Regions from separate parts of the Homo sapiens genome. Here region 2 is linked to region 1. A link is a loop called in an ENCODE intact Hi-C map of the cell type or tissue named here. Cell type or tissue: IMR-90. All regions are shown on one strand. Each heading gives the region's core, and the rest is flanking DNA. Links, peaks and the distances in the headings are about the cores only.

What was found. Hi-C counts contacts between places; a loop is a spot of excess contacts. Peaks named below come from ENCODE experiments on the same cell type or tissue, not always from the same donor. Only the 100,000 strongest peaks of a DNase experiment are listed, where the experiment ranks them.
Region 2: a loop joins it to region 1, with 3 times the contacts of the local background. A loop is called at or near these places in 10 of 110 quality-filtered maps.

What each region holds. Positions count from the first base shown.
Region 1 is chr5:35,777,420-35,786,531 of GRCh38, forward strand. SPEF2 (sperm flagellar 2) reads left to right here. Exons shown (of 37, transcript NM_024867.4): 30 at 1,698-1,927. Among named protein-coding and RNA genes, the nearest start is that of IL7R, 75 kb to the right of the region's middle. In IMR-90, for the core only: no CTCF peak of the experiment used is centred there; a DNase peak (open chromatin) is centred at 3,972; H3K27ac peaks cover 1,005 bases.
Region 2 is chr5:35,088,630-35,091,129 of GRCh38, forward strand. PRLR (prolactin receptor) reads right to left here. Exons shown (of 10, transcript NM_000949.7): 3 at 922-1,034. The coding sequence starts at 991. Among named protein-coding and RNA genes, the nearest start is that of AGXT2, 42 kb to the left of the region's middle. RefSeq lists an enhancer at 843-1,344. In IMR-90, for the core only: a CTCF peak has its summit at 1,245; a DNase peak (open chromatin) is centred at 1,242.

The DNA of each region.
Region 1 (9,112 bases), core at 2,861-5,360:
TACTCATCAGCATCACACAGTAATAATATTCATTTCTGTTCTCTGCCTGCTATTTTGAAATGAAAGTCTATCTTCTTCATTTTTGGGACTCATGGCTCCCATCCATGTGGCCATCCAGTGTAAATGCATATTTTAGCAGATGTATTCATATTTCTCAGATTTATATTGTATATGTCTGCCCTGTGAATCTACAGATGCTGTCATGAACTGTGGCCACAAGAAGTTAAAACCTAGAAATGTGATACAAATAAATAAATAAATAAATAAATAAATAAATAAATAAATAAATAAATAGCTGGCAGATCCCTTTGACCTTCAAATCCTGTTCTTATTTTCCTGGCACTTTTTTCCTTCCGTTGTTAAGATTACTCTTAGTAACCTTCCACTAGGTGGCGCGCATCTGTTTTAGTATCCTGATGCCCAGTAAAGGTATTATTCTACTAGTCATGTTTTACAGAGTATCGTGCCGGGCTATGGTTGGGTCTCAATCCACATTTGGAGTCCCTCCTCACTCACGTAAACTCAGCAGCTATCCAGTGACCTCCTCTGTCCCCGAGCACGCAACCACCCTAAAAGCATAAACTAATTGGCTAACACGTATTACATGGACACTTACAAAGACAACATTCTGGAGTTGAATTCTAGAGTATCTTTTGAAAGACAGCAACTAATGCTACTTTTTAAATTTTCAGTTATATGTTCAGTATGTGGTATATTTGGTGCCTATGAATTATATAAAATGAGATCAAATATGCATTTTTCTGTGTTGCTCACTTTCATTGTAATATATAAACAAGATCCTTTCTTCAATACAGCGATAATGCACTTATTCATGTATAAAACTTCTCTAGCCTTTAAAATAATTTTTAAAAGGTCATTAACTATACCCCCAGTACAGTTTAAATCTTTGCCGTATATGAGTTCACATTAATAACCATAAGATAGGGAGTGTTGCGTTGTTGATTCCATTGCAAAGACAAGGAAATTCAGAGAGCCCAGGATCTCTGGCTAGAGAGTGTCCTAGGATGAGAACTCAGATTCCAGCACTCTTTCTACCGCATCATAGTGGTTCCCAGCTGTTGCTGCTTTACCATGTTATCTAGCTAGGAATTGTTATTCTTCATGAAGATAGCAAAGCAATTTCAATGGATTATATACAACAGAGGCTATTCTGACATCTTTGTTTTAGATAACATCAAACTTCTTTGACAGAAATAGAGAAAAGCCACTCTTCTAGAAATACATTATTGAACTTGATTCACTTTATAATTCATCCTAATTCCAAATAAATGTAATTCTAATAGTCATGTTTTACAGAGTATTATGCCATATAACCTTATTCTGGTTCATACTTAGTATGAAATATAACCCTTGATATAGTCTTGCTTACATAGTAAAATATATTCTAATACTAATAAAAACTATATTTAATAGGTTCTCTTTAAGTTCAGTTTTGTGTAAAATGTGTAACTAGTAGCTGTTTAATAAGCATGCATTTTCTATTTAATCTGCATTTATTTATACCCTGCCTTTTTACAAAATAGATTTGGGGACAAATTGAAATTTATAAGCATGCAGATGGAGTTGTCTAAGAGCTATATAATCTGTTTACTTTTGTGTATATGTCTTATAAGCAAACTTTATTAATCTAATAGTATCTTTCATGGGGTTAACGCTATCCATTTTACCACTTTCAGTACAGAAAAATTAACTGACGTAGCTCGCTATCACATTGAAACATCTACAAAAATTCAGAATGAACTTTATTTAAGCCAAGAAGACTTCTTCATTAATGGCAATATAAAAGTCTTCCCAGATCCTCCCCCATCAATACGTCCTCCACCTGTAGAAAAGGAAGAAGATGGTACCCTGACCATTGAACAGCTTGACAGTCTTCGAGATCAGTTCTTAGATATGGCACCTAAAGGTAGGAAAAATAATTATCATGAAAAGAGCACAAAAAAAGGTTAAGATTAACCAGGACAGAAATCACTTGCCAACAAGTAAAATCAGCTCTATGGGATCATGTGGCACTAAAACATGCCCTTGCTTTGTTCTAGTTTATTAAATATTTGTTTCATACAACATAGACCCTAATTAAACAAGCAGGACCCACTGTGAATAATGCTTGAGCAGTGTGGTGGTCCTCATTCCTGGTAATTCCTCTCTCCTGTCCTCCCCGACCCTTGCTGACAAGTTTGTATATTTGAGTATTACTCCACCTGGCAGCTTACAGAAAGACTTTGTGCATACTTCTAGTTTAGATTTTATATTGAGATTATGAGTTTGTGTTTCTGTGAGGGGAGACCAGGCAGTAGAAGATTTCCCTTTTATGTTGGCCTTTTCCCTCAGTGCTTGTAGACCATAAGCAGAATCAAATAAGCTGTTAGAAAATGTTTGCTTAATTAATTAGTCGGTTTGTTCATATGTATGTGTAAATGTTTTCTGCACACAACAATTTTATCTCTTTCACATTTTATCAGCATGGACCTACAGCATCTGCACAGGCTTTTTTTATTCAGCCTTTTCCTACTTCCAGATATTCTTCAATGAGTTCTGTCGATTGATAGCACAAGTAATTCAGACAGATCACATAGGATTATCATCTCCACTTTAAAGGTCTAGATACTGACTCACAGAGGAGTTTAGCAGATTTTTTGCCTATGGTCATATATCATTCAGAACTCTGCAGATCCAAAGTTCTTGCCCCTTCTCACTGAACTAAGTTGCCTCTCATAAGCAGATTTCTTTTACTTTTCAACATATACTACTTATTGGGAAATTATTACTTTTCCCTGTAGCATAGTCAACTGACTTTAGTATTAATACAATGTTACTTTTTAAAAAAGTCCAGTATTTCCAGAAATTCACATCATATATCATTAGTAAAAAGAGCATTACTCTAAGTCCGAAAGCTTCCTTGCCAAGCCCAATAGGTGAAATTGGTGTATGTGTGTGTGCCTGGGTGAACCTTGCGCTTTGATGTGTCAGCTCATCAAATCAGCTAGAGCAGGCTTTACAGCTCCAAGGTATAAAAGCCCACACTTCAGCTGTGGAGGGACGGAGGTGCCATTTGGCAGCATTTGGGCACGAAGGAAACATGGCCATCAGCAGGTACAAAAAATCTCGACTTTACAAATCAGTCCATGAAATTCCTTCAGTCCTTTAGTCAGACAGAGTGCACCCTCTTCTACATGGTGCGAGCTCCACAATGCCCTGTTATTATGTACTTCCCTCTTCAGAGTTGCTTTTTCTCTTCATTTTATCCAGGCCATTATTTTACACATAAAATAAAAAGATAAGTGTAAGTGGATTCTAAACATGACATGTGGTTTGCTTTAATCCTACACTCTGGTGACTGGGAGGAAATCACTCAATTAATAGGTAAAAACTAAAGGCATCTGGGGACACTTGAATAGGTAGAAGTGGATTTTGAAAATTATCATCCACTTACAATATATCTTTCAGCAGGGACCCTAGTATCCATGATGCTAATCATAATACTTTCTTGGATCCAACCTCAAATCCAGAGCTCATATTTCCACTAAAAATTTAAAAATAAATTTTAAAAAATAGCAGCTATAACTTGACATGTGTCTCAGAAGATTAACTCTAGAAACCCTTGGGACACAAAGATGTCAACAGATAAATGTTTTCAGACTATGGGAGAAATAAGAAGGGAGGGAGAGGAAGTAAAGGAAGGGAGGGAGGGAGAAACGGAGTTGTTTTTTTTTTAATTTTTATTTTTTTAAAAGCAGAGTAAAAGGAAACCATTTGCCCTAGGAGCTGAGAGTTTAATTTGAAAAGGCAAGCAAAGAGGAAGGAAATATGAACAACTATTTGAGTTCTTTCTGGGACACAGTATGAATGTTATTCAAGTGCTCAAGAATGCAAAGCATCAGTGTGCCCTGAAATTGGTCAGGGAAAAGTCTGTGGAGCAAAACTTTGGAGGGAGAAATTGAAGAGGGTAAAGAGATTTTGTGGCAAGGCTACAGAGAATGTTTACAGTTAGGGGAACAGCTGCTGGAAACTCTGTAGACAAGAAGCGTGAGGATAGGAGCATGATGTTTGGGAAATGTTTAGGAGACTGCTCTGCTTTTCTTTCTCCAACTGCATGAACTCCAGGCGAGTAGAAGAGGAGGCTTTCTCTGTGTGAGGAACCACCTCCTCCCACCCAAGCTGGAGAATTAACCCATATGCAAGAATAACAGTTGTAATTACCACAGAATTTACAAGGCTATACAATACGGTAGGATTTGGGGATTGTGATGATTCAAAGTGAGTTATGTATGGTCTATGGGCAAACAGTTTAAACTCTTTTCTCTATTAGCTCAATTATACCATTTGAAAAAATATATATTGCATATATTGCTTTTTAGGTATATCTAAAATAATTAATAAGTGTTGGGAATTTGATTGACAGGAGTAACGTTCATTGTTATTATTCTTGCTATTCTTATAGAGGGCAGGGAAAAGTATTACTCCATTTTTCTGCATCCCAGAGTCACAGAATTGGAGGTTCTCTACTGATACTCTTGAAATCAGGCTCCAAACATTGACAATGGCCCTGCCTGAGGAAACCCATTAACTGCCACTCACCCCTTTTCCCCATCTCTTCTGGCCCCACAAAGTATACTCTGGCTTTTTTGTTTTTCTACCCCGGTTTGGCAATTGTTCACTTAAGAAACATGACACACACCCATCCGTCTTTTAAATGAAGGCTTTTGTTGTATTTCTTCCAAGAAATGGAAAACAATCCTTTATGATACCTTCCACTGTATTTACCCTAGAACTCTATAATTTCAAAACACAATCTTAGTGAGTGATAGCAGGTTTGAAAGTGTGGAGGAGCTGGCTGAACATGTGTGTTTCAAATGTGTGATCCTGCAGAACTTCCTGCTCAAACTTGCTATTATTTCTATGCCAAGAAATAAAAACATTTTCCTATATTATTTCATATATGCCCATGCAATCCATAATATCTAAGATGCAACTTTCAAGTTCACTAAAATATATTAAAACAGATGGATTTTTTTGGGAGGGAAGCATACATATTTATTTGCATATAACAGCCATTATGTTACTAGGCCCATGGTAGGATTTTTTAGCAGATTTATAAAAAGCACTGATGTTACTAAATTACACTTTGCATGTTTTAATCATGCCACACAAATACAAGTATTGGATTATTATTTAATCTTTGATTAGAACAATGACTGAATGCTTTAAATACTTGCAACTAGATAGTATCAAGATGTAAATGGAAAGAACTAAAGCTTAAGGGGTTTTCTGCTAAGTATTGGTTAATCCCTTTGAAAACAAAAGTCTCCATTAAAATAGCCCTTACTAAAGATAACATAAAATTGAAAAGCATCATATATTGTAACATATTCAACACTCCTTTTCTGGTCAAATTCTGCCACTTATGATGATTCTACCTCTCTTTTGGTAAAGGTAATGATTAGACATAAAATATTATTTATTGATTATTATTAACACAAATATACCAGAAAAAATAATGACCTTATACATGATAATCAAATTAGATCATGCAAAATGCAATGAAACAGTTGATTACACTTGCATTTTTCCTGCCACTTAACAAAGATCCATACTTTAGAAGCATAAGAACAGTATGAGTAAAAGAAAGCAAACCATTCTTTCCATCACCTATCCTAGGAATCATTCCTATGAGCGTACTACCGGCAGAGTTAGATCTAGTGAATATTTTCTGAATTATAACAATAGCCAATTTGGCATGGTCACTATGTGTCAGACCCTTTGCTAACATTTTCATATGTGAATTCACTTATTATCCACCTCAGTCTATGATGGGATGGCTAGAGTCAAACAGTTCTTTCTCAAGTTCACCTCTTGTCAAAAGACTGTCATATGATCTTGGACAAGTTATTAAATTTCTCTCTGCCTCAGTTACCACATCTGTAAAATGAGAATAATAATGATACTTATTCCATGTATTGAAATAAGGTTGTTATGAAGATTAAAGTAATTAATATATGTAAAGTGCTTAGAAAGAGTATAGCACATAGAATGTGCAATTTAAGTGTAATCATATAAGCCATTGTGACTTGATTATATAATTATAGTAATGTCATATTAGTATATAATATACAATATTGATACAAAGTATTCTATTATCCAAAATGTTAGCTTGGTTTCTTGAAGATGGAAATACCCTAGTAGGCATTTGCAATATTACCCCTGAGTGCTTCCAAAAAAATGTACACCACCTGGTAGAATTAAATCATAAAGTAATGTGGTTTCCTAGGGAGTACAAGCATTCCAAACAAAAGCATTCATTTTGTGTGCTCCAGTAAGTTCTGGGTAGGTACATCTTGTCTCCAAACATCAAGTGCCAAATACATAAGGAAGACAGCCTTTTTCTGATGGAAGCAATTTGGATTCTGTTGAAACTAGAATACTTAGCAATGTTCCTCTGTCTGCACTTAAGCCATAAGAACTCTTTTTCCTTGTAAGCCCATCGGTACTCAATGAAATGCCTGCAGAGATTTGGTGCATAGCTATTTTCGCTTCTGCTGAGAACCTACCTGAAGAGAACATAGTTTAGCAAATTCTACACCCTCTCTTTTTCTTCAAAAGATGCAGCATTTATTTATTCAAGGCCTGTAACATTGCTCTAAGAAGCTGACAAGGACCCCTTCTTTGAACCCCTTTTGGAGACCGATAGATTTTTTTTTTTTTTTTGAGATGGGGTCTTGCTCTGTCGCCCAGGCTGGAGTGCAGTGGCACGATCTTTGCTCACTGCAAGCTCTACCTCCCGGGTTCACGCCATTCTCCTGCCTCAGCCTCCGGAGTAGCTGGGACTACAGGCAAACGCCACCACACCCGGCTAATTTTTTTGTATTTTTAGTAGAGACAAGGTTTCGCCATGTTAGCCAGGATGGCCTCCATCTCCTGACCTCGCGATCCGCCCGCCTCAGCCTCCCAAAGTGCTGGGATTACAGGCATGAGCCACCGCGCCCGGGCGAGATGGATGGATTTAATGACTGGCCTCAGAGACAGAGGGTACACATTCAGAACTTTAGGCTGTAGTGGTTAAGCTAGATCATTCAGCAGCATGATTTTTACAGGAGTTCAAAGGCAGAACTAGCTATTGCTGCCTATGTGAGTCAGCATGAGGGTTAGCCCAGAGGCTTTTGAAACTGAACTTTCCAGGAAGAAAAGCAGGGGAAGGGTATTCCAGGCAAAGGGATGAGCAGCTGTGGAGATTTTGAGGTTGCATGACATATTGAGGGAACTGTGAACAAACAAGAGGCAGGAGGTGGGACCACAGAGAGCTTGTGGTCAGGTTGTGAAGTCTCCAGTGGCTTGCAAAGAACATGCAGGAGAGGATTTTCAAAGGCATTTAGAGCCAAGTGTCATGGAGAATGGATTGGAGCAGGGAAGAGGCTATATGTGTGAGAGAGTGGCAGGCACTGTCAGTCTCTCTGCAAAGCCTCAGAGAACCCAGAGGCAGGAATAAGGGCACCTGAGTGGTTGGTTGCCTGAAAGGAGTAACTAGAAAGTTCTATGGATTTTTCCAGGCTTAGTGCCTCTGAGAAAATTATAAAAATACAATATTATGTATTTGCAGGTAAGTATTTTGATCTGAAAATTGTCTAAGTTAGTCTGACATTTACCCAAATCAAGAAGTACAGAAAGATTTCTTAGAGAAGGGAATGATATAGAAGAATAGGTGTTATTGACAGAATTATCACAGCAAGTGGCAAAATATAGGGATTACAGCAAAGAGGACTATGGCCCCCACCTGCCTTTGCTTCCTTCAATGGGTGAATTCTTTCCACCAGATCAGATTCAGATCACAGAAATGCAGTAGTGGATCTAGAAGGCTTTAGATCTGTTAAAACTGTTTATGAGTAGAGTTTCAAATGTGTCTTCAGAATGAAACACACAGGTATTTTCCTGAAGCCAGACAACTTACGTTAGACAAATGAAAGTATATACTCAGAATTCAAGGTAATATCTTTAGGAAAATCTGTCCATAGAACTAAAATTCTGTTTTGAAACTAGCAAAATCAATATTGGAAATTAAATTTTTTTAATTTTAATTTTAATTTTAAATTTACTTTTTAATTTAAATTTAAATTTTTATAATTTTTTTAAGATGGGGTCTCACTCTGTAGCTCAGGGTAGAGTGCAGTGGCACAATCATGGCTCACTACAGCCTCAGCACAACCCCCCCCCACCTCAGCCTTCCAAGTAGCTGAGACTACAGGTGCCTGCAAGCATGCCCAGCTAATTTGTTTTTTTAATTTTCTTCTCTTTTCTTTTTTTTTTTTGTAGAAATGAGGTTTCACTGTGTTGCCTATTCTGTCTTGAACTCCTAGGCTCGTGATCCTCCCACCTCGGCCTCCCAAAGTGCTGAGAGTACAGCCATGAGCTACCATGCTCCCTCAATGTGTCATGCAATTTCAAAATCTGCGCAGCTGCTCCATTTTCCCCTTTGCCTGGAATACCCTTCCCCTGCTTTTCTTCCTGGAAAGTTCAGTTTCAAAAGCCTCTGGGCTAACCCTCACGCTGACTCACATAGGCAACAGTAGCTACTTCTGCCTTTGAACTCCTGTAAAAACCATGCTGCTGAATGATCTAGCTTAACCACTACAGCCCAGAGTTCTGAATGTGTACCCTCTGTCTCTGAGACAGAGACAAAAAGAGACTTTAACAAAAAGAGACTTTATTTTTTCATTTCTTTATTCATTTATTCACCAGCATTATGTGAGCAGCCCCCAGGTGTAGTGCAACTGGCCTAATACGGAAGATTGACAAGTAGCCCAATGCTTGAGTAAGAAAATGCAGGCAGTAGCTGTCAACTACAAGGAGACTAATTTTAAATGAAATACAGTAACATTTAGAATCGCAAAAATGGGTTCTATTTTAACCAGAGCCGCAAAAAGACTGATTAAAAAGCGAAGGAGAGGCTGGGCGTGGTGGCTCACGCCAGTAATCCCAGCACTTTGGGAAGCCGAGGTGGGTGGTTCACCTGAGGTCAGGAGTTCGAGACCAGCCTGACCAATATGGTGAAACCCCGTCTCTAATAAAAATACAAAAATTAGCCGGGCGTGGTGGCAGT
Region 2 (2,500 bases), core at 1-2,500, 690 kb before region 1:
CCTTCATCTGCATTAGAGGAACAAGTTAACATTAATGGACTTTCTCAATGCACAGAAACACGGAGAAAACCACACAGGAACCACATATACAGGTATGTAGATGCCCACACAGAGCCCGCATCAAAAGTACACACACCACACACACACACAAAAATATACACAGGTGCATACTCATGGAAGTACATACTTGTATGCACACAGGTACCTGCAGAGAAGTGTGCACATACGGATATACACAGAACACACACAGACATACATAAAAGTATATACATACAGGTTCAGACAGAGAGACATTTGAAATCAGGTCCATATAGAAAAGTTAATATATACACAGGTACATATAGAAGTCTGCACACCCAGAAATGCACATGGGTTGACATACAGAAGTGTATAGTCACAGGCACCCACCCTCTCATTTAGCTGTGGACTTCATTTCTCCTGTTAGCACAGATAATAGAGTCGGCTGTACCTGCTTCCCGCCATGTAACAGCAACCTCTTATATCCCATTATGGTTTTTTAAAGAGTTTTCATATACATTATTTCATCTGCAGTAGAGGAAACATCACTGTCCTCACTTTGAGAATTTGGAAACCCAGAGAGTTAGGTAATTGGCTCTAGGTCACACAGCTAGAAACTGGCAGGACCTGGATTAGAACTCAGGTCCTGTCTTCTTCAGAGCTGTTTCATTACACTCCTGAAATGAGGACAAAAGGCAGAGAGCACAGTGACAAGATTTTGCATTAATTGCATTAATTTTTCTGCATTAACTTTAATGCAAAATATTGCAAATAATTTAACAGCAGCACATAACACAGCATTTTCATTTTTCATAATGGCATTGCAAGAAGACTGCATGGACTCTCCACCCTGTTGACAAACACCCCAGGCAATGAAAGAGAGCGTGATAGCCTCTTACTTACCATTCAGAAGGCAGGTGTTGAGAAAAAGTAGCAGAGTGAAAACGGTTGCAGATGCCACATTTTCCTTCATGTTGGCTGCCTTCTCTTGCTGCAGGAAATGTATCAGAAGTTCACTGGAAGAGAAGGTAGCAGGTAACTTTTGTGAAATGGCAGTCTGGTCAGGCACATCCACCACTTTATTCTGGGTATTTGCAACTGATTGTTGCTCCTTGCTTAATGTGAATGACAAAATAGGAGGAAAGGAATGTAGGAAAATGTAACAGGGTTGGATGGCTTGGCACAGAAACATCAATTCACACACGCTGGGAAAATTTCCACCACCAGAGGTCCTCAGATGACAAGGTAGAGAGTTCAAGGGGCAGCAAGGCAGTCAGTTCCTTTGCACACACCCCAGAGAAAAATTGTTCTCTTTCCACCCCATAGCCACCTAACAATATATCATCCATCTTATGTAACATAGATTGTATGTCCTATGGGAGAATCCTACGAGGGCTCTTGCTCTGGTCCATCAGCCAAAAATTGTCCAGGCTGAAAAGTCAGTACCCTCAGTACAATCTCAACATAACCATGCTGATTCCACCAAATTAGGGAGGCTTTGAAGGTTCAAGCTGAGAAGGTTCTGGAAGTCTTCTGGGTTATATGCATTACCGCAAAGCGAACCACACAATGCACTCTAGTGAACCTCCACGTGGTTTCTTTCTCCTGTTTGGAAAGCCCCATAAACAAAAGGTAATAAATTCTGGTAATAATTTAAATTCCTTGGGTTCAGAGTATTAAGTAAATTCTGAACCTGCAGGGGTTGGGAGTTTGGAATAATTTATTATTAATACTAATATTATTACCCTTGGAACAACGTTCAAAGCCTCTAAATGGCCTTGTAAGAAAAAAGGATTTTTAAAGACATTTGGAAAAAAAGGCTCATTAGTCTTGTTGGACTTCAAACAACTGAGAAAACAATAGATTTAATGAACTAAGTGTAAATTCTTAGAAATGCACGGCCTAAATTTCTCTTTAAATTTTTATTGTTTCATTTTGTTGTTGTTGTTGTTGTTGTTGTTTTAATCAAGGGAAGAACATTCAGGATCAAAGCTGCCGATCTTGGGACATTTGAAACGTCTGAGTGTGTTTGATGAGCCCCTGAAAGACCAGCTTTTGCTACTGCTCCTTGTGGGACGTACTCAGACATGGAGAAACGATAGCAACAGTAGAGGTTTGGGCACCCAGGTACCATCAATTAGCTCTTTTTTTTTTTTTTTTTTTTTTTTTTTTTTTTTTTTTGAGACAGAGTCTCGCTCTTTCGCCCAGGCTGGAGTGCAGTGGCGCGATCTGGGCTCACTGCAAGCTCCGCTTACTGGATTCACGCCATTCTCCTGCCTCGGCCTCCCGAGTAGCTGGGACTACAGGAGCCCCCCACGATGCCCGGCTAATTTTTTTTGTATTTTTAGTAGAGACGGGGTTTCACCGTGTTAGCCAGGATGGTCTCGCTCTCCTGAACTCGTGATCCACCTGCCTCGGCCTCCCAAAGTGTTGGGATTACAGGCGTGAGCCACCGTGCCCGGCCAAGTAGCTCTTTCATAAT